3 separate regions of the Mus musculus genome follow, and all the other regions are linked to region 2. A link is a loop called in an ENCODE intact Hi-C map of the cell type or tissue named here. Cell type or tissue: gastrocnemius. All regions are shown on one strand. Region 1 holds the start of Rfc4 (replication factor C (activator 1) 4). Region 2 holds the start of Tra2b (transformer 2 beta). Region 3 holds the start of Senp2 (SUMO/sentrin specific peptidase 2).

Region 1 (8,000 bases), 860 kb before region 2:
CATGGAAGCAGTACATTGTAGCATAATCACAACACTAAATATGCAAAAAGCAAAAAAAGGAAAGTATATTGGAAGCAGCAAGAAAAAACAGTAAGTCACACATAATGGTAGGTCCAGCAGGCTAGAGCGATGGCTCATGGTTGAGAGTACTTTGCTACTTTTGCACAGGACCCTGGTTCAATCACCAGAACCCACAAGTGACTCACAACCATCCATTACCCCAGTTCCAAGGGAGCCAAGAGCCACACCCATTGTATACATACATGCATCCAGGCAAAGCATTCATAATCATAGTAAAATCTTAAAAAAAGGTTTGTAAGGCAGGTCCATCAGACTAAAGGCAAATTTGTTTGAGCATTAGATTAAACTCAAACTCTAAAGGCCAGAAGGTCTTGGAAGAACGTATTTCAAATTCTGACTTAAACACTTTTAAAGAAATTTAGAGGAAAACAGATGGAACTAGAAAGTATACTAAAGGCTCTGGCTAAGAAGGACAAATGCCTCGTGCTTTCTCTTACATGTGGATCTTAGCTGCACCTTTTTAGATTTGTGTGTTTAACCTAGAATGCCTGTAAAGGTCAGGTAACAGAAAGAACACATGAACTTGAGGAGGGGAAAACCTTAAAGGGAGGAGGAAGAAATATGACATGTGATCAGAAAAGGGGTGGGGAAATGCAGCAAGTTAAAGGTGTAAGCAAGGTGGGACAAGTGGAGGGGGCAAGCAAAACTAAGAATATATGCAAACTCTTCATGGAAAGCACTATCTGTAAGCTAATTTTCAAATATAGTTAAAAAGCTGGGCAGTGGCGGCACACACCTTTATTGTAAGTAAGTCTGGGGTGTAAGGGAGAATTTAAGTGTAAGCATGTGCAAAATCAACAAATAAATTAAAAGTATTCAAAAATGAAAGTTCCATGTGGAAACCTATTGCTTTGTAAGCCTCTTGAAAAATAAAAATTTAAATTTAAAAAATAAAATCAACATTAAAAGTATTAAAATAGCAGGAATAAAGATAAAAATGTAAAAGATTTGAAAATAAGAATACTAGAATAACAGAAGTACGGGTGAGCAATAAAATGAACTAGCAAGTATTATGCTCTCAGGCAATGTTTCCTCCATTGGCGAGGGCCTGCCTTCTGTTTACCTTAGCTCTGTCAGTCAGGATATTGCTGCCAGCTCCATCACACGCCTGCTGTGGTCACAGTCATCACCGACTGTGCTTAAAGGCAGCTCTGTGGTCTTCAAAGGTTCCTGGGATCATCTGACTATCCGTGGGACTGGTACATGTTGAACAGCTGCTACAGTGGGGGTAAACCGGTTGACTTCTGCCTTGGAGCCTTGCCTTGAATCCCACCCAGGTTGTTGACCCCTACGCACTTACCCATACTCAAGGCCTTTCCTCATAACTGCTCACTATTCTCTCCTCACGGGTGGTCACGTCACAAATGAAGATACTGTCCTAAACTATAGTGCCCACCATCTTCCTTAACTTGGTGCATAACTTCTTGTATCCCAAACAGCAGTTCTCCCGTGCCCACATCCCAGCAGAGTATATCTGAATATAATAATGCTTTCTTCTCCTCTGCTGTTTTCTGGAAGCCCTGTTAATTTTAATTTAGATGGATGGACGGACGGATGGACAGACAGACAGAATGCATGCTTGAGTGTACCCCCCACCCCACGCGCACTGGAGCACACCCACCTGCTTGATGGGGGCACATGTCCCTTGGTGCACACATGGGCATCAGAGGACAACTTTGTTGACTCAGTTTTCTCCTTCCAGCTTTACATGGGTACTAGGGATTGAACTCCCCTTTAATCAATGAGCCACTTCACTGACCCTTTCTACTGCCCTTCTTAGCTATGGGCCTGAAGTCCTTATATAGGAATGCCCAGTATAGAGCAATTATGCCAATAATCCCCACAGCTGAAAAGTAGTCTGGGCCGGGGCAGGGGGTGGTGGTGTAAAAATGAAGTGAGTGATGCTCCTGTGTTAGAGGTTCAAAAGTGCTAGGCAGATTTAGGTTGCTGCTATTCCTGACATTCTTGGTGCCAACACTTTGGAAATCACCATCTCTCTGTTCCCAGATGCCCTTAAGTCCACATTCTGTCCTGTGTGTCTCATCTCATCACAGGGGCCAGCCTTGCCTTCTGACATTCACATGTGATCTCATCTCAGATTCTTATTGTCCTGTTTGCTCCTGGTGACATTACCCAACAGGCTGAAGCTGCCAAGTATGAAACTGATCCCTGCATAGATAGATAAATAGGCAGACAGACTATCTAGATAGCTAGATCAATCGATCTGTAAAAGGGCCAAACGACCTTTTCGCAGGGGTCATATATCCTGCAGAACAGATATGTACAATTCATAACAGTAACAAATTACTGTTATGAAATAGCAACAAAATGATGCTTCAGCATTAGGTAGGTTGAGAACCACTGGCTTAGAGATGATGCCAGCCTCCTGTGGGCCTCTTACACGTGGTTTTTGTATTTGTTCATAAGCAGTGGGTTTTTCCTAGTAAAAGGTGTCAGAACACTAAGAATGAAGTTGTGAGAATTCTGTGTGCTTGTGGCAATACCCCAAGAAAAGACGAGTTTGTGATCCTCAGTTTCTTCAAAACACGGAACTGTTCTTGGAATGGGTTTCCATGCCCCTCCCAGGCGCACTGGGAGTGCATTCATTTCAAATCATTCATTACAACTGGCTACTGCTGTTTTCTGCCTCTATGGAAAAAAACATGTTTTTGCCAGGTGTGGCTTATCCTTATGATTGTACACTTTTCTCCTGTGCTTATTCTTAACTCTCAGGGTTATAAACTATCTGGTGCTCTGAATAAAGTTATTGCATGAGACTAGCCCACCTCATTTTAGACTTCATTCTCCCAGGCCAGGACCCATCACCTTTACAGTGGTAAACAGCATGGAGATTTTTCAGTTGGGCTATTCCTGCATAGTTTACGTTCTCATCCCCAGTCACAATAAGTGGGCTATTTTATGGAGGAAATTCAGTTAGAATAACAAATAGTGTAGTGAAAAGCAATGCACTCTGTCTTGTGCTGGGTAATTTGTAATGAATGTATACTTACTTAAGGCTTGTTTTCTGGTTCTGGAACTCGCTCTGTAGACCAGGCTGTCCTCAGATCAACTGCCTCTACCTCAGCCTCCCAAATGCTGGATTTAAGGCACATGCCACCCCCACGCCCAGCTATGCTTAGTTTTGTTTTGTTCTGAAGACTTTTTTTTATGTATACGGGTACACCGTAGCTCATCTTCAAACTGCAGCTGTCTTTAGACACACCAGAAGAGGGCTTCAGATTCCATGACAGATGGTTGTGAGCCACCATGTGGTTTCTGGGAATTGAACTCAAGACCTCTGGAAAGAGGTCAGTGCTCTTAACCGCTGAGCCATCTCTTCAGCCCCTCTACTGGAATCCCAGTTCTTAAATCTGGCAAGTTTAAGCTTAAGCACCATCTGGTAGGATCTCTTGCAGAACCATCTCAAGGGGGAACGAAAACCGAAAAGAACAAAGTCTCTTGTTATAGCATTAACCCTGGAATTACTGAGGACAACACCGGGGATTGATTACATTGAGGTTTTCCATCTGAGGTTTGGAGGAAGCAGAAACATTATGTCCACTAACCACAGACCTTATAAATACATAGTCCCAGACACCAGAGATTCTGACCTTGTAGGTCTGTTTTGGGACTGAAAGTGTACTTCTGCCAAACCCTGCACAGGCTTCTGATGAAATGCAGCCTTTTAGAATTTTGGTTCTAGAAAATGAGCACAATTAGACAAATTCTACTTCTGGTGGAAACAATGACATTTCATCCACTGTAGGGCAAAGGTTAGTTGAACCCCCTGAGGGCTCAGGGGTTCTATCCAGGAAGGGTGACTATCTTTCACTCCTGTGGCTGGCAAGTTCAGCTCCCAGCAATGCAGTTACTGGAGCAGTCGTCGCTGTTGGACTCGTGTGACAACCACCTCTGCTACCAAAGCTACACTAGGAACTTATTATGCTAACATGAGGACATCTAAGGGCAGAGGCTGGCTAAGAACTGAAAGATTCATTTGGACTAGTAAATCCTTCACAGGACAAGCTGTCTGCTGACAGTTGGTATATACTACAAAGCTTTCAAATTCTTTCTTTTTCGCTTGGTCCACCCCCCCCCCCCCCCAAGATGCTGGAACGCAAACTCCAGTCCTCTGGGAAAGCAGCAAGTCCTTTTAACTGATGAGTTTATCTCCTGCCCGATCACGAGGTTTTTGAGTGGGTCTCGGGAATTACAAAATGCCCATAGAAGATGGTCCTCCCTCCCTACAATAAGCTGATTTTACTGACTGTAAGACATCTGTCCCGGGCTGTGTGTGTTTAAGTATTCCGCTTGCGTGCAAGTACGTGCAGCACACGTATTCAGGGTCTGCAGCCCTGAAGGGAACGTTGGACCCCTGAACTGGAGTTCCAGTTGTGAGCCACCAGATGGCTATCAAAACCCCAAGTATCAAACCGAAGTCCTCCACAAAAGCAGTGAATGCTCTTAAACCGCTGAGCCTTCTCTCTAGCTTCACTTCTAAAAAGCAGTTTGCTCTGTGTCCTTGAATATCGGGGGCAGGGCAGTAGTTCGCACAGTGTCCCCTTCCGGCGAAGGGTCAAGTGAGCACGTCTTGGCCCTGACCTCCGGGCTGACGGACGATGGCAGCAAACCCAAGAAGCCACTGGCTTAATGAAAGCCTCTCCCAGCGTGGGCCCGCCCTAGGCCCGGTCCTTCGAGCAAAGCTTTCTCCTTAGGTCGGCTCCTCCCCGACCGCGCTCTGCAGTGTCTGCTGGGCCGAGGTCTGGCCGCGGAGTCTACACAGGATCACCTCCGCGGAACGCCCCAGATGCACCCAGAAGCCGAGCTTAGCCACCGCTAGCCAAAAAGGGAGCGCGTCACTGGCACCCGCGCGCCGGAAGTGACGTTATTGCGTGGCGCGCTCCCGCCATGCCTTTCGCCGCCGTTCTGTGGCGGGAACCGCGGTGCCAGGGGGACGGTGACGACTGTAAGTGATGGGTCTGAGTGTTCTCAGCCTTTTACAGGCTGGCGGGGACCGGGATGTGACCTCCGCCTTCCCTCTAGGCACAAAGTTAGGGGTCCTTTCAAGGGGAGCTGCCCCATAATGGTTTCTTTTTGTCTTATACCCAGGAGAAGAAGCCATGCAGGCATTTCTGAAAGGCACATCTGTCAGTGCCAAAGCACAACTGACCAAGGACCGGGGGACACCTGCCACTGCAGGAAGCAGTGGAGAAACCAAGAAAGTCAAACCAGTTCCTTGGGTGGAAAAATAGTAAGAACTGCTTGTACTTTTGTTGAAATAACTAATAAGTGCTAGTGGGGTTTTTTTTTTAATGTAAGGGGGACTTTGCTATATTTAGATCACACCTTTGAGGGGTAGGGGGACGCGGTATCACCCAATAATAAGTCTTAGTCCTTGGAGTGATACAGTAGTTGAATTTAATTCTTTAGTTATATAGATGACCTAAGATGTTTATAAAGTGTACAGTTTTAGAGCCCTACAGAAACGAAGAAAGCAATGTTTCTGTGAGCTGGCTATAAACACTTCCACTGAAATCTGACTTTTATCCTTGTATGTATATGGTGAAATTTGTTGGGATCTTGTTGTTGATGTTAAGTACCACTACATTGTCATTTGCTAGATGATACTAGAACCGTCAGCTACGTGGAACCTCTTTGATCACTAAGGATCTTCAGGTTATTTACAAGTCAAACAAGGTCCTCGTGTGTGTTATTTTGCTGTTTCAATATTATTGAGAAGTTCAAATATGAGTACTTCATCTATATCACCCCTCTTCCTGCCCCCAACTCATCCCATAGCCGTCCCCGCAGCAAAGCAAGTGGTGGTCCCATTCAGATCATCGGGCTTTGAAAGCTCGCACTTACCTGTTGGGAATCTCGCTAACCTTAATCTAGGCAAGCACTCTACCACTGTTCTATACTCCGGCCCATAGATCTATAGTTTTCACATGTTTAAAATTTATCGTTGAGGAAGGAGGATGCATGCCATCACAAGCATGCTTCGACTCCCAGGTGGAGTAAGTTCTTAGCTGCCCTGTGTATTCCGTGTGTCAAACTTGGATCATCAGACTTGGCAGTAAGTGCCTTTGCCTGCTGAGCCATCTTACCACTCCAAAACTACCTACCTACCTACCTATCTATCTATCTATGTGTGTATATGTATGCATGTGTGTGTATGTATGTGTGTGTATATATATATATGTATATGTATATATATATATATATATATATATATATATATAATTTTTTTTTTAACAAGGAGGTGGGGAAGGGAGGACCTAGGGTTCAGCTTCTCCAGTCAGACGGCTCTGGCTCCAAGCTCTCACATTTGCTCACTTTTATGCTGCCTCTCCTTTGGAGAAGCCTTCATCACCACGTGCCTGTCATACATCCTTGGACGGTTTCACTGTTACCTGCCTCATCCTGGCAGACCTTTATAGCACACGCAATGATTCTTGCCCAGTACCAACCTGATTAATTACGCTGGTGTGGATCAGAGAATTTGGGGCCAATAAAAGGGCTCAGTGGGTAAAAACACTTGATGTAGAAACCTGACAACATGAGTTTGGTCCCCGAACACGGTAGTAGAAGGAGAGACGTGACCTCTGATATTTGTTCCCTTTACATCATCTGTATGTGTTGCCCACAGGCACACACACACACACACAAAACAAATAAAAAATTTTAAATTGTTTCTAGTTAATGTGTTTGAGTGTTTGGCCTACACATATATTGCCTGTGTTCCATGTGTGTACCGAATGCCCATAGAGGCTAGAAAAAGGCGCCAAATACCATAGAACTAGAGTTATAAATAGTTGTGAGCTACCATGTGGGCTCTGGGAATTGAGCCCAGGTCCTCTAGAAGAGCAGCGGGTGCTCTTATCCACTAAGCCATGTCTGTAGCCTCAAAATAAAAGGATGTTTTGTTAATTTACTAGGTAGAAATCTCAGTCATAAAGTTTGGAAAGACAACTTTGTCATAGTTTCTCTTAAAATTACTAAATAATGGCAGGTGGCTCACAGCTTTAGTCACAGCACTAGAGAGGGAGAGGCAAGCAGATATGTGTGGTCCAGATAGGGGGTTCCAAGCTAGCCAGGGGTACACAGATATTTGTCTCAAAAAATAAAAATTAATAAGTGACTTAAAATCAAAATTATTAGCTGGTCCTGGTGGCGCATATCTTTAATCCCAGCTCTCAGCAAATTTCTGAATTTAAGGCCAGCCTCGTCTACAGAGCAAGTTCCAGAACCACAAGGGCTACACAGAAATTCTGTCTTGAAGAGGGGGGAAATGGTACTGACCATTTAATGTATTAACTGAGAAAGTGTGCTATTTATTTATTTATTTATTTATTTTAAACCAAAGTAGTTGCCATTTGTTAGGTTATTAAATAGTCATTTTTAACTCCACTTCATGAGCTTTTCAAGAGATTTTAGCCGGGCAGTGGTGGTGCACACCTTTAATCCTAGCACTCGGGAGGCAGAGGCAGGTGGATTTCTGAGTTCGAGGCCAGCCTGGTCTACAAAGTGAGTTCCAGGACAGCCAGGGCTATACAGAGAAACCCTGACTGGGGGGGGGGGGGGGTGATTTTATGAGATTTTATAGGCAGTGTTCCCCCTTTTTTGTTGTTTTGTTTTGAGAAAAGGACTGACTGTGCTGTGTAGCCCTGACTGTCCTGCAATACATTAGGTAGGTCAGGCCGGCCTCAAATCCAGAAAACTACTTACCTCTGTCTCTTCCTTGCTGGGGTTAAAGAGGTAAGCCTCCACATGCAGTTGACTTTAATTCCAAGTTTGTTCTTTATGATACATAAAATTCTGCTTATTATTTTATCATGCAGTACAGGTAGAAGGCAAAAATAATTTCATTCCAGTAGTGTGTATTTGTTCAAGGTAAATACAATGGAGTTTCTGCCTCC
Region 2 (8,000 bases):
ACATGTGACAAGCATGTATGTGTATTTATGCATTTACTGTCTGCTTCCTCCTTCTCTAGAGCGTTTGCTCCCGAGGGTACCATGTTTCCTCCTCCCAGAGTACCCTAGTGTCCAGCTGTACCAGCAAATATGAAGTTCACAGTACATCATTGTTGAAACAATGCATGTATAACAGATGGATAGTACCCAAGGGCTGGAAGGAATGAAGCACTGTACCAATCCAGGGATGCTGAAGTGGTAGCTAGGCCCCTTCACCAAAAAGAAAGGAAGGTAGATCCAGTGTTGGCATTCCTTCTAGGCTCCACCCCACAGTTACCTGGCAACAGCCAGGTGTGCCTGACTCTCTATAAAAGGAGCTGTTTGCCCCTCCTCTCTTACCCTCTTACTTACTCTTTTCCCTTTCTGTCCCTTCTCTTCCCATTCCCCTCCTCTCTTCTCTTCTCTTCTCTTCTCTTCTCTTCTCTTCTCTTCTCTTCTCTTCTCTTCTCTTCTCTTCTCTCTCTCTTTCTCCCTCCCTCCCTCTCTGCTTTTCTCTATCTCTATTCCCTCAACTCCGCTTCTTATGTCCTAAATAAACTCTATTCTATACTATACCCATCGTGTGTCTGTTACCTCAGAAGAAGGCGTGCCCCAGCAGAGGTAGCCCCTTCCACCTCACCATCCTGCACTTCTACCAAACATATTTATGATTCTTTCTTTCTTTTTTTATAAAACACAACACAAAGCAGAAGACAAATCAAGCTCTTGGTCTTCCTCTGAATCTCCAATGGATGTTCCCTGTTCCTGCCTACTTATCCTGGCAAGGGAAGGCAGTTTCCCTAACCATCTCATTCTGTAATATGTTACTATGCAATTGAGAGGCAAGTCTAGAGTTGGAAAAAGAGAAGCTAGTTATTGTAATGACACCTTGGTCAACACAAGACTTAGAATCACCATGAGTCAAGAGTCTGCAAGGCTATGAGAAGTTTTCTACATTGAGTTTAAAGGCCAACTCTTAATCCAAGTGTTTGGGCCCAGACTGCATAAAAATGAGAAAATGACCTAAGTATTCATCTCTTAGCTTCTGGGTAACAAGGAAATGTGACCAGGCCTCTTCAGTTGCTGCCACTATGACTTTCACACCATGGTGAATATACCTTTGAACCTGAGCCACCACACAGTTACCTTTCCTTCCTTATATTGTCTTTGCAAGGTATTTTGTCCCAGTAAGGATAAAATCCACAAAATAGTTGTTGTATACATATGCTCATTTATTTATTTTTGAATATTTGTCTGTGCATGAGTGTTTTGTCTGCTTGTTTTTATGTTCACATGTGCATACAGTATCTGTGGATTACAGAAGAGACCATTAATCTCCTGGAACTGGAGTTTTAGGCAGTTGCAAGCTGCCATGTGGGTGCTGGGAACTGAACCTGGGTCCTCTGGAAGAACAATGAGCCATCTCGCCAGTGCCCTCTAATACAATATCTTAAAAAAATCAACAACAAACCCATATTAAAAATATGGGATGATGACGGTTTATAGGGTTTATAGTCAGTGCTGCAGTTGCAGGATAGCCGGGCTAGTCTGATCAGTAAGCCCCAGAATCCAGGAGAGACCCTATCTCAAAAGAACACGTGGGCCTGGCACTGGTGGCAAATGCCTTTAATTCTAGCACGTGAGAGGGAGATCTCAGTCCAAGGCCAGCCTGAGCTACATAGTGAGTTCCATGGGAGGCAAAGGTACACAGAGAAACCTGGTCTTGAAAAAAACACCAAACAAAAACTAGGTGTTGGGGGATGATGAGATGGCGCAGTGGTTAAGAGCACTGACTGCTCTTCCAGAGGTCCTGAGTTCAAGTCCCAGCAACCACATGGTGGCTCACAGCCATCTGTAATGGGATCTGATTCATGTGTGCACTCTTTTGAACACACACACAACCTGAAAGAACAAATGTAAAACAATACCAACACCCCCATCAAATTTCCATGAAGAAAATTTGAAAAAATTTGGCAACTGTGAACAGTGAGGAACATTTCCATGACATTACCTCCAGGAAACTATTCTTCCACATCCACCTACCCACCCTGTGACAGGGTTTCTCTGTGTAGCCCTGAGCTGTCCTTGAACTCACTCTGTAGATCAGGCTGGCATTCAACTCAGAAACTGGCTTGCCCCTGCCTCCCAAATGGTGGGATTAAAGACGTGCACCACCACCTCTGGCTCTAATTTTGGACTCTTGATTCTCCTGCCCCTATTCCTCAAGTGCTGGGATTATAGGTGTGCCACCACACCCAACTCTAATGGGAAAACCATAGTAATAAGTGATCCAGAATATCTGCAGCTTAAAAATGCAAGGGTATAGCCGGGTGTGGTGGCGCACACCTTTAGTCCCAGCACTCAGGAGGCAGAGGCAGGCGGATTTCTGAGTTCGAGGCCAGCCTGGTCTACAAAGTGAGTTCTAGGACAGCCAGGGCTATACAGAGAAACCCTGTCTTGACAGCCCCCCCCCCCAAAAAAAAGCAAGGGTATGTAACTGAGGGACGGAGGTCACAGTACAGTTGTGGTGTGCTTGCCTGGAATGGTAAATCTGTGGGTTCGATCCATAGTACAGGAAGAAGAAAACTTAGACAGTAAATATTAGGGAGCTGATGTTGGCTAGTGCTGTTGGAACTAGTAGCTGGCACTAGTAATGTTGGCCAGATGTGGAGCTGCTGCCCAGGGCTGTCTGGTCTTGTTGAGGCTTGACACCATCTGGTGGACATGAGCTCACGTTGAAATGATGACGTGGTTGGTGACTGTGTAAAGCTGGGCTGGCCAGATTAACTACAGTTCTTTCATTAATTAGCTTTTGTTTTATTCATTGAAACTGCGAGTGTTGGATCATCCTGTAGCTCAGAATATTCACGGAAGCTATGTGACTGTCGCTGGGCAGTAGTGCATGCCTTTAATCTCAGCACTTGGGAGGCAGAGGCAGGTTGATTTCTGAGTTCAAGGTCAGCCTGGTCTACAGAGTGAGTTCCAGGACAGCCAGGGCTACACAGAGAAATCCTATCTCGAAAAACCAAAAAAAAAAAAAAAAAAAAAAAAACCAAACCAAACCAAACAAGAAGACTGTCAAAATGGTATTCATCTCAAGAACTCATTTGGCATGGTTTTCTATAGATATCTTCAGTGTTCTTTCATGCTATCCTTAGAGGCTAGAGGGCAGGCGGCTTCTCCCAAACAGAAATCCATTACTACAGGCCCGTTTCTCTTGAATTATTTTCTGTTTTGTGTCACTTTTTGAAGGGGGCCCGCTCATGTAGCCCAGGTTGGCCTTAAACAGCTAACTGTCCTTGGGCTCACCTCTCATGCTGCGATTACAAGGATTACAAGTGTGCACCACCCTGCCTGGCTTTCCTTTCTCCATTTCTTTCTTTCCTTTCCATTTCCCCAGGTGGGAGTCAGGGTGGGGAATGAGACCAGGTTTCTCTGTGTAATCCTGACTGTCCTGGAACTCGCTTTGTATATTCGGCTTACCTGGAACTCACAGAGATCCGCCTTAAAGGCGTGTATTACCACACCAGGCCATAGGATTGATAGTTCATAACTATAATCCCAGGATTTGGGAGGCTGACCCAGAAGGGTTAATACATTCCTAACATCAGCCTAGGCTATATAACATACACGGTGGGTTCAAGGTCAACCCAGGCAACACAATGAGGCTTTGTCTCAAACCTCAATTTGTTTGTTTGCTTTGAGCTAGGGTTTCTCCGTGTAGACCAAGCTGTCCCCAAACTCAGGGATCTGCTTGTCTCTGCCTCTTTAGTGCTGGGATTAAAGGCATGCACCATTAATGCCCGGTTTAAATTGCGAGAGTTTTAAATGGAGGTTTTATTTAGGAAGGAAAGCTCTAGAATTAAGTCTAAATAAACGGGAGGTGAGAATCCAGTGTGTGGCTGTGTTCTCTCCTAGATCATGAGAGAACAAAAGGAGAGGAAACTAGTGAGACAGAACAAAGGCATGGAGGAATGTACAACCATCTCTTCTCTTCTTCCACCCAGGACGGTTCTCTAGAAGGTTCCAGAAACGAGTGTGGCAAGGCTACGGACATCACGGTGTCCCGAGGAGACCACAACAGACGCCCAAAGGCAGGCGCACACTTTCCCGCCACGCTGTGGCCGGGTACTAGGGGAGGGGAGGGGCAGGGCGGTAAGGTAGACGTCACGTCCGGTTTGGGAAGCGCCCCTGCAGGAGAAAGCGGTTGGAAGGCGCGTCGAAGTGGGAGGGGCCAGGAAAGCGCGCCTTCGGGGGAGTGGGTGGGACCAGGTTAAAGAGCGTGGCGTCACATCCGGCAGTGTTAGACCGGTGCGGAGGTGGTGCGGAGCGTGTCGGCTTCGAGCTCCTCGCAAAAGTGTGGCGTCGCGCTAGGCTGCGGCGGAGCCTCTGTAAGGAAGGCGGGAGCTTGACAGCTTCAGGAAAGGCCCGTAGCGGTGACAGCGACCCGGAGTCATGAGCGACAGCGGCGAGCAGAACTACGGCGAGCGGGTAAGCGCGGAGTTGCGCGGGCGGCCGCGGTCCCCACCCTGCTACTTCTTCTAGGCCTCTCGGCCCGGTGCAGCCGGGTGTCGGGAGCCTGACGTGCGGAGGGAGCCGGGGCGCCGGAGGGCCTGGTGGCCGGCGCTTCTCGTCGGAGGGAGGCCGCGGGCGGGCTGTGTGCCTCGCACCCGCCACGACCGTTTTTTTTTTTTTTCCTTTCCCCCCGTTACGGGGCGGGGGGAGGCTAAAGATGGCCGCGGCGTCCGTCGGCGTTGGGGGATGGGAACGGTATCTTCTTTCGCCGTTGCTCTCCTGCGAAGCCGCGCCGCAGCCATCTTGGGCTCGCGGGCCGGGCGCGCTGCCAGAGGCACAAAATGGCGGAGCCGCCGCTCCCTGCAGCCAGGCTTTGCCGCCTCGCCACCCGGGGTCCAAGGGTGAAGCGGAGAAAAGCCACGTGTGGCCGGGAGCCTATGGGGACTGACTGATGCTTTTCGGTTGATGGAGGGCCTCCTGGTCCCGGTAAGGGACAGCTAGCTGTAGGGGGCTCTTGGAGCATCTGGAGACGGAAACGGCTGAGGGGGATTGGGGGCCCCGTTAGTTGGAGGGCTTTGTGCTACAGCGTTTCTCCCATTGTTGAGAGCTTACTGGAATAGAACGCAAGGTCGTTAGGCGTTGTTGTATAGAGCCTCCCTACCCCTGGGGGGACTTGGGAAGGAGAAACCATTGGCGACAATTGATGGCGCTATTAAACTCTGAAGTCGACGGGATTTTATTTTTAAGCTTCCACCTCCCAGAGGGTGAAAATCGGTAGAGGTTGATTAGATTGTATACAATGGGCCTGGACTAGACCCAGCCCCAAAGCTGAACAAATGAGGCGCATGTGGCGTGGCTGTAGAGTTTAGATTAAAAACTGTCACGTGAAGATGCGGAAGTCCAGGGCTCAGTGAACAGGTAATTGCAGTTTGGAAACGGCTTACAAGCATCATAAGAATGGCTGTTTTGCCCTTCCTGTACTAACGTTTTTATTTTCGCAAAAAGTTCACAGGAACACTTAACCACTAGTTCACAGTTTATTTTTTTGGTTAGTAAACTCTAAAAGGCCTTTGACGGTTTGGTAGAGAGCATTCTTGGACTTCCATGGTGAACTTGAACCCAAAAAGAGTAATTTGAACGGATGTAATCTTTTATATACGGAGATGAGTCCCTAAGACAATTTAAAGTTCAGTGTCAACCAGTGCGTGCCTTTTACCTAAGGAAAGAAAGCGATGGGGGAGTGGGACAGAATGTTGTTTTTCTGATAATGGAGAATGGGACCTAGTCTCAGTGATGGGCAAGCCCCTACTACTAAACTACATCCCAACTTGTAAGTTCGTATTGTTTGAGCTCCTAATTTCACCCACATGTACCTTACGATGTTGAGCCTGCCTTCCGAAGTTGAAGTTAGTCTGTTTAGAATTAAAAGCAAATAGTTTTTTGTTGTTGCTTTGGGACTAAATAGGTATGCATCATCATACCTGTGGAAATTTTTCCTAGTATTAGCTGTGGGTCACATTACTCAAGGGAGAAAAAAAGCAATTGAATGAAAGTGGGTACCATTTTGAAAGAGCTGAGAAATTGTTACTCCTGTTAGAGGTTTGGTTTTTTTGTTTTTAGTAAGATGCACCTTCTGGTGATTTTCAATATTTGAGGTAGAGTTACTCTATGTCCCTGTCTTGGAACTTAGCTCTGTAGACCAGGCTAGTCTCAACCCCAGGCGTTTGCCTGCCTCTGCCTCCCTAATGCTGTGGTTTAAGGTGTGAATCAACACATCCTGCTGACCTGACTACTTAATTGGAAATAATTGGGGGGAAAAAGTACTAAAAATCGACTTTCTGATTTATTTCTAAACTTGAAAGTTGTGTAATACTTAAACTCAAATTTTTTGTTTTTAGAGACTTTGTTGTAGCTCTGCCTGTATTGTATTTACCTCAAATATTGAGGTAAACTCAAATTATGTATACCAGGCTGGCTGGCTTCAAACTCATGAGATTCTCCTGCCTCTGGTTTCTGAGTACTGAGGTTAAAAACTCCTGGAGGTGTGTGCACGATCCCCTTTTTGGGCCATGTGTACAATTTTGAGCTACCTGATGTGGTGGGTAGTGGGGCACAAACCCTGCTCTTCCTAAAGTCAGTAAGTACTCTTAACTGCTGGGCCAATTCTCCAGCCCTGTTTTTAATTTAATTTTTTGCTTTTCAATTGAAATCTTGGGATGAGTGGAAAACTGAAACATTTAGCTGAACTTTTTTCAAGAAGGCTTGCCAAAACAAAAGTTCAGAGATGAGGTTTAAAAATACTTCAGGGTAAGCTGGGCAGAGTGTTGCAGGTTTGTAAATCCTAGCTGCTTATCCTGGATAGGATTCAGAGTTCAAGATATCTGGGTAAATTATTTAGTAAGACTGAACATTTTCCTCCAAAGGAATAAGGGGTAGTTTAAGGACTGGTTGTGTAACTCAGATTGCTTGCCTGCCATGTAGCCTCCTTATACACAAACATAGCAAGACCAGATCTGATGATTATCAGATTCACCCTCCCTTTTATTATAAGTGTAAAAGTCATGTTCAAAGTAATTGCCTTAGATATGCCTGGTATAACCACCTATCTCTGGAACCTGAAAATGAGTTTCATTGACTTCTAGACCCTTGGAGTTGATAATGTACATGGTATAAATTGTTAAGCTCCCTGGAATCTCAGTAGTGACTACCTCTCTTCCTGTGGACACTGCCACACTTCTGGATTCCCTCAAACCCTTTAGGCTTTCAAGGTTGTTTCCTAAACAGACTGATTGTGTGAAATAGTGTTTAGTTTGGTCACAAAATTTATTGGATGGATGTTAGCTCCGTTGCAGTATGTTCTCATTCTTTGCTATCTGTAGTATTTATTGAGTTGAGTGGTTTTTTTCTGACTTATTTTAAAGTTGGTGTAATTAAAATCTCTTCTAGTAATTTTTTTTTTTTTTTTTTTTTTTTTTTGGAATTTCAAGACAGGGTTTCTCCATATAGCCCTGGCTGTCCTGGATGGCTGTCCTGGAACTCACTCTGTAGACCAGGCTGGCCTCCAACTCAGAAATCCGCCTGCCTCTGCCTCCCAAGTGCTGGGATTAAAGACGTGCACCACCGCACCTGGCTGCTTCTAGTACTTTTAAATTATTCATTTTGTAAAGCACCTTTTCTTTGAAGGAAAAACACTGCCACTCAATGTAAAGTAATATTGGTGTTAATATTTGAAAACCCAGTAATAGTTCCATTATAGGCTGTGAGGCTTTTATTCATTTTGATGGTCCACTTAGCATAAAATTCTAACTTCTTTGAGATTGTGAATTTGAGTCTTTGTCCTGAAAAGCCAGAAACTAAGGATTGTACAAGCTAGATAATTTAAAATTTTTGTTAGGCTACTTTATGACTGTAGTAGCCAAGAGGTTAAAGAAAAGTTTGGAATTAGCAAATATTGTGGTACGGTAGTA
Region 3 (8,000 bases), 260 kb after region 2:
ATAAATAAATAGAATTAAACAACAACAAAACCACAAATGAATGAAAAACCCCAAAAGGGCAAGAAAAAAGATCAGTACCCAAGTCCCAGCCCAACTGACCTCTCCAGAAGGGGCCACATTCCGTGTTCCATTACAAGCAGAAGACACCATGGGTTTTGTGGTCAGCTGGAACGGGAATCCAAATAAACTGGCAGCATTGTAGAGACTGTTCTTCACTTGGTGAATAAAGCAATCTAGAAAGTACCAACCAACTATAAACACCGAGCACTAAACTTTCAGAAAAAAAACCTATTTTGAAAAGAATCTTAGTTGTTTATAAAGTCTTATTTCCAAACACCAAGATTAAAATGTACTTATAAAAATGTTTTTGGGCCATCAAGATGTTAGTGCATGACAGTCTTGCTACTCAAGCCTGGCCACACTTCATATGGATCTTCAGGCCCATGTGAAGATGGAGAGAACGGACTCCACAGACAAGTCACAGTACAACTCCACTCACACATGTGCACCATACACACACTAATAATAAATTTTTTTTTTTTTTTGCTGATAAAAGTTATTCTGGTGTGTGAACTTGTGTTAGCCAAACTACCTGAGCTGCTAAAAAAGCATTCAACTACTATTGTGGTAAACCACAAATTGGTTCCCCAAGAAGCAATATGACTAGCAGCTTTTGAGGAGTGAGTTTTGTATAGAGTCCATACAGTGAGCCTTCCTTCACAGAGGCACCACCGGCATCAGTGAGCACTCACATTCACTCACTAGTTTGCCCATCAGTCCCAGGCAGGTAACAATGATTGCCTTAAACCACCATCCACAAAGCGCCAGATAAATCTTGACTGACTGAAGGGTAAAACACACAGCTCTTGAGCATCTGTGACAAGAAGACACCATCCCTCTACTGTCCCAGAGCACTGGACCATCTCAAACTCACTGCCTCCTCGTACCAGAGACTACAAAACAGAGAAATAAACAAATGTGTGGTGGGGGGATGGGGGTGGGGGTGGGGCAATGCCTCAGTGTTCCTCCTCTTCCTCACTCCCTGCACAGCTAGGTTACCTACAGTTTCTTTTGTATCCACTGATGAAGCTATTATTAAGACCTAGTGCCTGTGGCTTTAAGCAACAAGAGTTCCAATATAGATAAGGTAAATAAATACTCTCTAGAAAGGGGAGTGGCTCAAAACAGTGAGAAAATGTGTTGTTTACTCCATAGACCCAAGAAGACAAGAGGTGGTAACAGCAGCTACTAAAGTATTGGAATGTTTTATTTTTCCTACAAAGCTTGTTTAAAAAAAAAACAAACAGGATGTGTCCTAACACTGTGTTAAATTATCTCATGTACTCTTTTTCAGGGGGAGGTAATCCTGCTTCATCTAAGAGGCTAACACCTTGTATCCCTGAGACTCTGGCTGTCACCTATCGTGTCATGGGTCTGCTACGAGGAGGCCTCTTTCCTTCCCTTTATCTCTGCTTTTCCTTCTCCCCCTAAGCTGCCTGGAGTTTATCTACTGTAGAAGGCAGCAGTCAGGTGTACTTCCCTACAGATCTCCTTAAATTAGTGAAAAGTCAAGTTCAGCTCTTTACTGGGGTGTGATGGCTCCCACCTGTACTCTGAGAACTTGGGAGGCTGAGGAAAAAGGATTGAGGCCAATCTGGATTGCCTAGCCTCACACACAAATACATTACATTTAAAAGGCTTGAATTCTCTAAGTGAAACTAGCTACATTTCCGGTACTCAACTGACATCACTACAGGAGGATCAGCACTCTATAGATATTACTACAGTATTCTCTCTTATACCCAGCTTCATCTCCAATTTAGATTCCTTTATGCTATCTGCACTAAGGAAATCTAACTCTGTATTCAACAGAAATGACAGACTGGCGGTGATCCTTAGGACAGAAGATTTCCATACACAACCAGCTCAGGATCCTTCTCTATCTAATATCACCAAAGTTTTGTTCTGGGGCTGGGAAGCAAACTTTGAGTGTTCAGTGTATTAGACAATCATTAAGCTATAGTTCCATCCTCTTTTTACTTTACTTTGCAACAGGGTCTCATTAAATTGTTTAAACAGGCTTTGAACTTGTAACTCACCTGCATCAAAATCCTCAGTAGTTAAGCCACAGGCTGTTAGCCAGGCCCTGGGTATCACCAGCTGGTTTTGTCATGTCGTTTTATGTATCTTACTACATTCACATACAAACCATTATTTATTCATATTTATTTTTTAAAAATAGCTTGTTTTTTCCTTAGATAATTAAAAGATACTTGTAGAAAGGCCTAGTATTTTTTATTTTCTGTAATTGTGTAAAATCAAGACATAGTCAATAAGTATTTATTGGATTTAAATGAAATATCAACAAGTTTCCATAGTTAACCATCACATCTGGTATAGACCCAAATCCATGACTGCTGTTGAAATAAGGGACATACTATAGTATTCTACTATTCCTTGCTCTTTAATCTACTTTTATTCTTGTCTACCAGTCACATACAAGAAAGTAGATTTGTGATGACAAAGCATATGGGTTCACTCAGCCAGATGAATCAGATCAATCAGTTTGAACTGGCTTCCTCCTCAGGGGAAAAAAAAAATTACCTTTACTACAGAAGACCTTAGAACTATAAACACACATTCAACACACATATCTGAAAATAGTCACCTCTAGGAAAGACAATGGCATAGAGAAAGGGCAGGAAAGAGGAAACTTCTCATTGTCTGGACTTTTTACCTTTTGAGTTTTGTTCCATGCATGTATTTTTCCTACTAAAACAAATTAATTTTCAAAGATGTAGTACCTAATCTTGGCCTTTTGGCTGGGATCTCATCAGTGTCCACTGCAGTAGAAAACAGAGTGCTGCAAAGAAAGGAGAAGATGGATGTATATAGGCCATACGTGCATTTCTATAAATAAACTTACTCAGCTCTGGAGGTGTGACTCAGTTGTAGGGCATGTGTTTAGCATATAAAAGACCGTGGTCTCTTTACCTAACACCAAAACAAAAGCTCCGTACCACACAACCTTCCTTCTCTTGTGCCCCATGTAGTCGTAAAATGAGATGCAAGGTGCAAAGCAGAGTCCTATTTCTAGACCGTAGGAAAGACTCAACACTCCCTACTACATTATGATGTATAATCTGGCCAAATTAAACCAACACATCATTTGGTTTTGGGACACTGGCCCTAAAGACAGACTTTTTTTTTTTTTTTAATTTCAAGCAACAATATAAGCAGCCTTAAGAGATAAGGTAGTAGTTGGGAGTTGGCAATGGTGTTGCTTAAATGTCTCCCGACCCCTATACCCTGGGCTGGGGATTGAAGACAGGACAGGCACGACAGACAAGCACACCGCCCCTAAGGCACAGCTCTAGTTCCTAGAAAAAAGTATCTTTTAAGACACCAGCCCCCGAGCCGGGCATGGTGGCACACACCTTTAATCCCAGCACTCGGGAGGCAGAGGCAGGCCGATTTCTGAGTTCGAGGCCAGCCTGGTCTACAGAGTGAGTTCCAGGACAGCCAGGGCTGCACAGAGAAACCCTGTCTCAAAAAACAAAAGAACAAAACAAAACAAAATAACCCACGAGCCCCCGAATGTAGTAAAGAACAGAAAGCAGCTAGAAGTCAAGGCTGGCCAGGACACATCCACACTCAGGTTTGGGTCGGCATACTGCTGACTCCGAGGGACTATGAATGAAAATGTGAGGCGATCACCAGTCCCTGTTCGATAAATATGCAGTTTCATTGTGCACCAGATCCAGTTGGGGGAGAATAAACTATTCTTACATAAGCATCAGTTTGAGAACTTTATAACATCTTAACCGATTCTTATCTGAACCCCATGGAACTGTAGAAGCCATGGGACTACATGCTACAGTTTAGCGAACAACCAGTTTCACCAATGACCTACATTCCTGGAGTCATCTATGAATCATTTTGATCTACTTCCCCTAATCCAATCTTTTGTCCACTTCTCTTGACCTGGAAACAAAAATAATCACCATCATCATAATAATAAGTGAAGTAGACATAGCAGAGGAAGGAAAGGGAGGGAGAATGTAAGAGTGGGAGACAGGGGGGAGTATAGAAGTTGTAGAATATTTTGTTTTCTAGATAAACCCTTAAAAGGGAAGACACTGTAAAGTAAATAAAGGAGTAGATGCTAAGTACTAATATTTGTCATTTCCTTCTAATTTTAACCGAATCTTACAAGAGTGCGGTACGTAAATACTTTCTGCCTCTTACAAGGATGTTAAAGAACAGGACCATTCCCTTCCCCTGCAGCCCAACACACACACCCCGACAGTTGCTGTCGAACAAGACAACTGCTGTTCCTCGGTGCGAAGACAACAGCACTCGCAGTCAAACGACTACGGGCAAACTCCTAACCTAGTGACTCGCTCCTGCGCTGTCCGCCCGCGACGACACCGGGCGACAGGAGCCGTATCCGGCGAGCAGCACATCGCCGGCCTCCCGTTCCCCTTCCGCTCGCAGCTAGAGGGACGGACTCTCCCCAGGCCTCCGCGGTCCCGTAGTCGCCGGTTCCCACAGGCCCGCGGCGCCCAACGCCAGCGCGGGGGAGGGGACCCGACCGGCGCGCGGCCACCTTACCTGCTGGAGCGCCGCCTCTTGAGTAGGGCGCGGGCCCCGGGCGCGGGCCGCTCACACAAGCGAAGAATGGTGCCGAGAACCTTAGCCAGCCATCTGTACATTCCAGGCCTGAGCAGCAGCGGCGGCCGACACACCCCGAGACGCGAACCCCAGAGCTGTCGCCGCCGCCGCCGCCGCCGCCGCCGCCGTCGCCGCTGCCGCTGCCGCTGCCGCTGCCGCCTTCGCCGCTTCAGCCGTAGCCAGGATCAGGCGCGGACTTGTGACGCCATCAGAGGGCCCACAGATTTAACGTTCCCCGGGCTAGGGGAGGACTCTCTAGAAGCCGTTGACGTCACCTTCTTCCGCCCAACGGGAAAGCGGCCTCCGGAGTCTGAGCATGCGCAGTCTGGGCCTGCTCCTTGTAAGCCTAGCAACAGGAAGCGGGACGGGGAGAGCGGGCTCTTGCGCGGGTCTGACTGGCAGACCGAAGGGCGGGGCTTTCTCTTTGGCAGAGCCAGTCAGGAGTCGATCTCGGGACAAGGCCCACAGACCCAAACCACGTGTATCGATGCTGGGCCGGGAGAGCTACCCAAGCAACCCGACAGTGGAGGGTTCTGTAAAAGAATGCGCAGGGTGGAAAATAGGTCAGGTTAGTTAATGAGTATGTAAGGGTTTGCGCTTTATTTTGTATATACATTGGTCTAATACTTTACCCGGATTGCCGTCATGTTTACAGCAACCGGACACAGTGGGGAATTTTAGGAATGTCATAAAAACCAAAGGTATATAGCAATTAAACCATGTGCCTAAGAAAATGGAGCTAACCACTAGCATTTGAGCCAGTCTAACTATTAGGGCTCATTCCGCACGCATACGTGCAAGTTTACTGGGAGAGACATTTTCATAGATACTTATAAATTAGAATACAAGGTCACCTGCTTATGTGATAAATGATTGTAATGCGCAATGGAACTAGAGAAAGTTAAACCAGATGCTGGGGAGTGAGTAGGGCAGACGGACACGACTTCTTAGGAAAAGCTTCCGAGAAACAGGGACTGAATGATTCCTGTGGCCTTTTCTAATCAGCTTGTCTCTTCCCCTCAGCTGTCAGGTAGCAATCAATTCTCATTATCCTCTCTGGGAATGTATACACTTTTCTTTTCTTCTCTTCTCTTCTCTTCTCTTCTCTTCTCTTCTCTTCTCTTCTCTTCTTTCTTTCTTCCTTTTTGTTGTTTTGTTGTTGTTGTTGTTGTTGTTTTTTGAGACAGAGTTTCTCTGTATAGCCCTGACTGTCCTGGAACTCACTTTGTAGACCAGGCTGGCCTCGAACTCAGAAATCTGCCTGCCTCTGCCTCCCGAGTGCTGGGATTAAAGGAAAACCATTAGAAATAAATGTCTAAATAATATCTCCTATGGACTTAAGCATAATGTCTGGGAGTGCAGTCCCTTGAAGTATTAAAAACAGTCTCAAAGCCGGGCGGTGGTGGCACATGACTTTAATCCCAGCACTTGGGAGGCAGAGGCAGGCAGATTTCTGAGTTCAAGGGCCAGCCTGGTCTACAGACTGAGTTCCAGGACAGTCAGGGCTACACAGAGAAACCCTGTCTCAAAAAACAAAAACCCAAAAAACAAAAACAAAAACAGTCACTGCTGGGCATAGTGGCACATGCCTTTAATGCCGGCACTTGGGAGGTAGAGATAGGTGGATCTCTGTGAATTAGAGGCCAGCCTGGTCTACGCAATTAGTTCCAGAATAACCAGAACTAAGTAGAAAGACCTTCTCATAAACAAACAAAACAACAACAACAAAAACCAGGCTCTATCTTTCCTATTGGGTGTATAAGGCCATATGCTAATGAAAATTACCTGCCTAATGCACACACCGGGGCATTGAGGATCTACCTGGTCCTCAGATGTGAGCTCTCAACTACTGGTCCAGCACTATGCCTTCCTGCTGACATGCTCCCTGCTATGATGGTCATGAGAATTAGACAAGGAGAGGCAAGTGGTTAGAGCAGGTGAAGCAGAGGCAGCTGAATGGGTGGTAGTTGAACTGGTCAGCGCGCTGGCTCTCCCTTTTCACACCACAGGGTGAGGTCCCTCTCTAGCATTGCTCCAGCTAGCCCACCCAATGTTGTTATCTGCAGGAGGCAGGCTCATTTCTCCTCCTCTCCCCCAGGACAGCTCACCCAGACCCAAACCTCCAATGTGCCCAGCCAAGATTCGGAGTCTGCTCTCCAAGGTGCTGTAGCCTGTGAGGACCTGGCCAGCTCTCCCACTCATGTAGGGTGCCTTTGCCAATAGGGCCAGCTCCTTTGTGCTGCCCAGGCAAGCAAGATACAGGGCCCATTTGCCAAGGTGCTATAGTAGGGAGGGACAGGGCCACCCTCTCTCATGACCTCAGGGCCAGTTCTCTAGACTGCCACGGGTTTAGGGGGTGAGGGAGGGGAGGGCACCACTTTCATACCTAGGAATCTATAGTAAAGTTCTCTCCAAACTCACCTTTTGTGGTACGTGAACTTCACACTTGGAATTTATGAGATGGGAACCTGAAAGTCACTGGCCCATAGTGGTTGTGGTGATGATCATGTTTTAGGACCCAACCTCCCCAAGAAAGATCATGTTGTTTCCCAAGACACCCCAGTATCACTGTGCTAATCCCACAATAGCTAGGAAATAGAAACAACCTAGGTGTCCGTCACCTGAAAGTAGATAAGGGAAATGGGATACATATTCACAATGGAACATTGCTCATCTGTAAAGACAAACAAAATGAGGAAATTTTCAGGTAAATGGGGAGAGCTGGAAAAAATTATACTGAGTGAGGTCACGGAGGCACATAAGACAAATGCCAAATTTTTCTCATGTGGATCCAAGTTTCTAATCCTGTTTTGTATGTTTAACTTGAGTATGGTGGAAGACAGAAAACTAGAATGAGCTACTGGGGAGTGAAGAATTACGGAGAGAGAATAGTCAAGCATAGGTAAAAGATATATTTTAAAAATGTAGGTAAAAGAGGGGGGTGCTGCGGAGGGGGAGGGCAGAGATTCAAGCATGGAGGGGGTGGGAGCTGGATAAATGAAAGGTGGGCAGAAGGCTTCACTAAAGTGCAACCTAGGGTCTTCCAGCTCTAGAAAAACATTTCAACGAGGGACAACACAGGTGACATGAAAGGAAAGAGGAAATGCACCAGGGTTAAAGGCGGGGGGGGGGGGGTAGTTAGCCCAAACTCAGTGTACAGGAAAAACCCTATGAAAATCTATTAGTTTAAAAGCTATTTAAGTATAATTTTAGAAAGGAAGTTTGAACAGGGTTTTTTTTTTATTCACTTTACATTATGATCACTGTCCTCCCTCCCAATATCCCTCTACAGTCCCCCACCCCCTGAGAGGGTGGAGATCCCCCTG

The links. Peaks named below come from ENCODE experiments on the same cell type or tissue, not always from the same donor. Only the 100,000 strongest peaks of a DNase experiment are listed, where the experiment ranks them.
Region 1: it touches region 2 in a loop (3-fold over the local background); 3 of 42 quality-filtered maps call a loop at or near these places.
Region 3: it touches region 2 in a loop (2.9-fold over the local background); 6 of 42 quality-filtered maps call a loop at or near these places.

Annotation. Positions count from the first base shown.
Region 1 is chr16:23,124,732-23,132,731 of GRCm38, reverse strand. Rfc4 (replication factor C (activator 1) 4) reads left to right here and starts at 5,002. Exons shown (of 11, transcript NM_145480.1): 1 at 5,002-5,047; 2 at 5,191-5,332. The coding sequence starts at 5,202. In gastrocnemius, a CTCF peak has its summit at 4,477 (motif pointing right); a DNase peak (open chromatin) is centred at 4,951; H3K4me3 peaks cover 2,088 bases; H3K27ac peaks cover 2,387 bases.
Region 2 is chr16:22,262,250-22,270,249 of GRCm38, reverse strand. It overlaps Tra2b (transformer 2 beta), which reads left to right and starts at 4,245. Exons shown (of 9, transcript NM_009186.5): 1 at 4,245-4,509. The coding sequence starts at 4,474. In gastrocnemius, a CTCF peak has its summit at 4,229; DNase peaks (open chromatin) are centred at 3,681, 4,246, 4,832 and 5,326; H3K4me3 peaks cover 4,215 bases; H3K27ac peaks cover 4,499 bases.
Region 3 is chr16:22,006,357-22,014,356 of GRCm38, reverse strand. It overlaps Senp2 (SUMO/sentrin specific peptidase 2), which reads right to left and starts at 4,873. Exons shown (of 17, transcript NM_029457.3): 1 at 4,615-4,873; 2 at 2,805-2,863; 3 at 100-233. The coding sequence starts at 4,715. In gastrocnemius, a CTCF peak has its summit at 4,682; DNase peaks (open chromatin) are centred at 4,987 and 6,808; H3K4me3 peaks cover 2,182 bases; H3K27ac peaks cover 1,508 bases.